2 separate regions of the Homo sapiens genome follow, and region 1 is linked to region 2. Evidence: chromatin contacts called from ENCODE Hi-C data. All regions are on one chromosome and are shown on one strand. The core of a region is the stretch at or near the end of the contact, and the rest is flanking DNA. Distances in the headings are between cores, read along the strand shown.

What was found. Hi-C counts contacts between places; a loop is a spot of excess contacts on that map. Pooled maps may share reads with other maps.
Region 1: a loop to region 2 is called in a pooled map, with 10 times the contacts of the local background. The contact joins the promoter of PARD6G here to the promoter of CTDP1-DT in region 2. A Hi-C loop is called at or near these places in 8 of 50 pooled maps.

What each region holds. Positions count from the first base shown.
Region 1 is chr18:80,246,170-80,248,869 of GRCh38, reverse strand. PARD6G (par-6 family cell polarity regulator gamma) reads left to right here and starts at 1,356. Exons shown (of 3, transcript NM_032510.4): 1 at 1,356-1,593. The coding sequence starts at 1,522. RefSeq lists a silencer at 1,131-1,190 and an enhancer at 2,217-2,700.
Region 2 is chr18:79,678,441-79,681,140 of GRCh38, reverse strand. It overlaps CTDP1-DT (CTDP1 divergent transcript), which reads left to right and starts at 1,396. Exons shown (of 5, transcript NR_136643.1): 1 at 1,396-1,747. CTDP1 (CTD phosphatase subunit 1) reads right to left here and starts at 1,338. Exons shown (of 13, transcript NM_004715.5): 1 at 880-1,338. The coding sequence starts at 1,193. RefSeq lists enhancers at 1,197-1,705, 1,706-2,213.

The DNA.
Region 1 (2,700 bases), core at 107-2,606, 570 kb before region 2:
GTGGCACAAATCTGTGGTCCTCAAGAGGCTGAGGTGGAAGGATTGCTTGAGCCAAGGAGTTTGAGGCTGCAGTGAGCTGTGATTATGGCATTGCACTACAACATGGGCGACATAGCAAGATCCTGTTTTTAGAAGAAGAAAAAGTTCATTATATAGCACAAGGTGAAAAGTGCAAGTTGTAAAACGAGATAAACAGCATGGTCACAACTTTGTAAAATATACAAATATATATGCAGAAAAATAAGTGAAAATAAAATACACCAAAGGTTAATACAGTTGATTGCTGAGTAGCATGACTACAGGTAATTTTTACAGGTTTTTTCACTTCTTTATATTCTGCAGGTTTCTTTTGCAATGAATGTATGGTGAGATTTATAATTATATGGCTTGTAGATTACAATTCATAGTATACTTCAAAATGATTTTTTAAAAACTGTCTTGTCTTCTGAACTTCATCACAAATTCCTCAAGGGCAAGGATTGTATCTTTGGTTTCAGCAAGCCCGTTTCAGAGGCCTCTTGATTGGTAAATATTCATTGATGCTGCTAGTAATTGATTCTTTGTCTTAACAGGTTCTCTTTTTCTAGCTGCCTTAGAAAAAGTCTCCTTTCGCATCAGGCAGGTGCTTCTGATCCTCTCCCTAGAGATAGGCTATCTAATAAAGCCCTCTAAGCCTTTATTTTTATTTTTTATTTTTTGAGACGGAGTCTCGCTCTGCCTCCCGGGCTGGAGTACAGTGATGCGATCTCGGCTCACTGCAGCCTCCGCCTCCCGGGTTCAAGCGATTCTCCTGTCTCAGCCTCCCCATTAGCTGGGATTACAGGCACCCCCCCCACCACACCCGGCTAATTTTGTATTTTTAGTAGAGATAGTGTTTCACCGTATTGGCCAGGCTGCTCTAAGCCTATTTGATAAAACCCTTCTCCCAGGCCATCAGCAACTTGACAATTAGTACTGACAGGTGATGCCTTTTGGGATCAGGTCTCCAGTGGTTCTCGTTAGCATTCTTCACTTGAATATTACCCAAAACAATGGCAAAAATCAACCCCTATCCTAGGTTGCTCGGTGGAGGCAATCAAAACGAGACGCCTTGGGCTGGCCGCGATGCTCCTTTCCCCAGGCTCTGGGATTGTGGACAGGAGGGCGCGCACCCACTGGCGATCCGACGCGGAGCTGCAGCGTGGGGGCGTGGTGTGGCGGGTCCTCCGGAGCGCGGGGCGGGGCTGTGGGCGGGGATATGGGCGGGTCCTCCGGGGCTCGGGGGCGGGGCGGGGCGCGGGCGCGGGCGCCGGGAGGTGGGGCGGCGCGCGCCGGCGTCCCCCGCGCTCCTCCCGCGCGCGGCCCCTGGAGTCCCTGAGGCGCGCGGCCAGCCCAGCTCGGGCCCGCAGCACCGGGAGCAGCCCGCCGGCCAAGCGAGCGCGGGCCGGGGCCGGGGCCGGGGCCTGGGGGCGCCGCCCCCGGGAGTCTTTCTGCGGCCCCTGAGGAGCGAGGGCGACGGCGAGGCTGACCGGGGCCGAAACCATGAACCGAAGTTTTCACAAGTCTCAGACCTTGCGATTCTACGATTGCAGCGCAGTGGAAGTCAAGAGCAAGGTAAGCCCCCCGCCCGCCCCGGCGGCCCTGCGCCCAGTCTCCTGGCTAATGAATGGGGCGCCCCGCGGAGGGGGACTGGGGCGGCGTGGAGGCGACAGGCGCCGGCGACAACTTTCCAGTTCGGGCGCCGCGCGCCGCTCCGCGGGACGCGCACTGGGGACCCCGGCCGTCCTTCCCGCCCCCCGCGCGGACACAAAGCCCGGCAGCCGCGGCGCTCAGAGGGCCGAGGGCCATCGGACAGTCCGGGCAGACTCTGGACCCGCTCCGCGGGAGCTGCTCTTTTGTTCCACGAGTGAGAGGCGATCGGGGCGCGCCACACATTGGAGGGGAGGGCGGCCTTTCCGGGGCGAGTTGAGGGCCAGGGGCTGCTCGGATTCGGGGCCGTGGGGGGGCTCTGGGGGCCCGGGCCGTGGGATGGCCCTGGCCAAGGCGCCTTCAAGGCTGCAAAGGAGGCTTGTTACCTGCCAGGAGGAGACTTGCCGCCGGCTCCGAGCCCGGCGTCCCCCACCCGCTCGGTACCAAACATCTAGGCACCAGGCGCGCTCCCCCGCGCAGACCCAGAGCACGCACCCGGCTCTCCCCCGGCCCAGACCCAGACCACGCCTCCCCGGGCGCGTCCCCGGGCCAGACACCCCACCCCACCCCCACGGGCGCGCCCCCACCCCAGACTCCCCCACCTCCGGACGCGCCCCCGCCCCAGACCCAGCCCACTCCCCCGGGCGCGCCCCCGGCTCAGACCCAGACCCCTCCCGAGCGCGCCCCCGGATCAGACCCGTACCCAGACCACCCCCACGGGCGTGCCCGGCCCCTCCCGCTGCCTGCGCCCGGGCGGAGCGTGCCCGAACTTGCGGGTCGCGATGCGCGTCTGGGTAATTGGCTGGTAGGATCTGGCGCTTCTGCCCTTTGCGGGGGTGGTTCCTTCGCCGCAGATGCTATTGTTTGTGAGGGTCTCCTTGGTGGACCCCGCGGGCTGAGGAGGTGCTGCAGTTGTTCGGGGTCCTGCGGGAGGGGGCCCCTCGAGTCTTTCGCTGGCTACTCTCTGGGAGTTGAGCGGCCCTTTCGCCCTTTCTTTCTTCGCACCCCGGTTCTCAGAGTTGTGGGAAAGGC
Region 2 (2,700 bases), core at 147-2,646:
GTCAGGGCAAGCCAAAGGGACGAGGAGCCGCGGCTGCCGAGGAGGGAAGAGAGTGGCATCCCCAGAAGGAGCGGCACCTTTCCCAGAGGGAGCTCACGCCCGGCCCACTGCGGGCTGGAGTGTCCACCTCTCCCTGGAGTTTCTGTTCTCACAATCAAAACTACCAGAGCCAGGCGCACACGCGTGTCCACTTGCCCGCCCATCCCAGAACACAAGGGTAGATTCAAACATGGCTGGACACTTCGGTGCTACGGAAACATATCCCCTTCTGGGGTCAGAGCACAGCTACTGAGAGCTGTGGAGTCTGTCACAACGCCCACGTCACCCTGAAGCAGCCTGCGACAATGCCCACTGTGGTCAACCACGGGGCTACTGCCTTCGCTGCAGGCCTGGGTTCCGCCCGTTCCTTAGCCACGAAACAGAACTGCACCAGGTTTTACAACTGCGTTTCACAAAGTTTACAAAAATTTAAAGATGTGCACACACCCAACAGTTTATATTTCAATAACAGGTCTGGAGCCTGCCTGATGACTCTTGTGCTCACAGCCACCCATGAGTTTTCCTAAGTCACAAAGGTGGAGCTAAAGGAAGGGGCGGGGACTATCACTGCAGAAAGAAAGAAACAAACATAGCTTTTCCAAACAGTAACTTCGTGTCGCTACGCAGGACCCTTTCCTTTTATCTCAAAATGCTCCCCGTTGGTAAAACCACAGGTGGTGACTATCCAGTTTTAGGGGAGAAGCGCAGTGCCTGCGTCCCGCTTTATCGCTCCCTCACCAGGGGCGCCCCTGCCCACCGCGGACGCAGCAGCCCGGGGGTCCTCCAGGATCCCTCCCCGGAGCCGCCCGCCCTCGGCCCCGCCCGGCTCAGCACACTCACCCTGGGGCGACCACCTGGCCCGGCTGCGCGCACAGCTCCCGCACCACGCCCGCGCGCTCCGACCTCAGCCTGCGTTCCGGCCGCGCGGGGCGCACGCAGCCCCCGGAGGCTACACGGGACTGAGAGGCCCCGGAGGACTGCGCGGAGGCGGCGGCCTCGAACACGGCCAGCACCGAGCCGATGCGCACGGCCGCGCCCGCCGCCACCCTCCACTCCAGCAGGCGCAGCGGCGCGGGCCCCGGGCAGCGCACCTCGGCCACAGCCGCCGTCGGGGCGCCCTCGGCAGGAACGCGACCCGCGGCCGGCACCTCCATCGCGGACAGAGGGCGGGCGGGCGGTCGGTACGGGGCCTGCGCTGCGCTCAGAGCGCAGCGCCTACCGCGGCGACACAACCCAGGCGGCGACGCTGTAGTTCCTCTCGGTACCGGCTTCCACCCGTCGCCTAGCCCGCGCCGACTTCCTGGAGGGCGCGTGACGTCACGCAAGGGCGCCGCGTACGTGCGTACGTGCGCGTGTAAATACGAGCGCCGCGCGGGGCCGGAGCCGGCTCCGTCCTGGGACCAACCCTGCGTGCCGGCCGTGAAGAACTGCGTTCCTGAGCCCTACCTACTTTTCCTCGGAGCGCCGGCACCGTGGAGCAGCGGCATGCAACGCGGGCCGCTGTCGCCCAGTCCCAGTGACGGTCTTGGCGCGCTCGGAACTACGTATCCCGGCGTGCACCGCGGACAGAGCATGGCGGGACTACGAGTCCCAGCGTTCAACGCAGGCCTGCGTGCCATTACCCCATCACGCGCTGAGACCCAGCATCCCGAGACTACGAGTTCCGGCATGCACCGCGAGCCGCTCTCCTCCACTCCCATCGCGCACTGTGAGTCGCAACGTCGCGGGACTACGGGTCCCGGCATGCCTTGCGCGCCGCGGGCCCAGAGACGTGAGGCTGTCGGCGTCCTGGTGGCCCCGCCTCGTGTCCCCCCCCGGACCCCACGCCGCGGGAGCTTGGGGGTTGCGGTCTTCTCTTCCTCCGACCTCACCTTCGATGCGGAAGCGCAGGGGCAGGTGCGCCGCCCTCGGCCCGCGCAGGCGGTGGGCCCGTCTGGGGCAAGGCGCCCGGAAGCGCCTGGTTGGTTCAGAAAATCGGACCGCAGCGGGAGGGCGGGCACCGGCGCGTGGTCTCAGTGGCCCCAGGCGAACCCTGATGAGCAGCAGCCGCAAGTGGCTTACTAAAGGAGCCACTTTCTACGTTTGTCTGGAATTTACGTGAATTAAGCTGGCGGGCGGGCGGCCAGGCCTGTAGTCTCAGCACTTTGGGAGGCTCAGCACTTCGGGAGGCTGTGGCGGGCGGATCACCTGAGCCTGGGAGTTGGAGACCAGCCTGCGCAACGTAGCAAGACCCTATCTCTAAAACAGATTCATTAATACTTAGCCAGGCGCGGTGGCTGAGGTCCCAGCTACTCGGCAGGCCCAGGCTGGCCTGAGCCAGACCGCTCTGGACTGTTTTAATTTTTTCAGCCTTAATACCTGCCAGAATTTTTTTTTTACTATGTATCTTTGTCCTTACGTATATAAATTTTATATACAATTGAGATTATCCTGTATTTGCTTTTCCCCCCTCACTTTTATATGGTGACTTTTCTCATGTTAGGCTGAATACTAACATTTTGGAAACTGTCGGCCTGAAAACGAGCGGAGACACAGTTTCTCTAAGTAGAGAGTTTATTTGGGCCACACTTGAGCACAAATTCAAGGCGCCCTGAATGTGTACTCCGATTAGCAGTTAACAGTGGATTTTAAAGGCAAAAAAGGGGGCCAGGGAGTGGACTA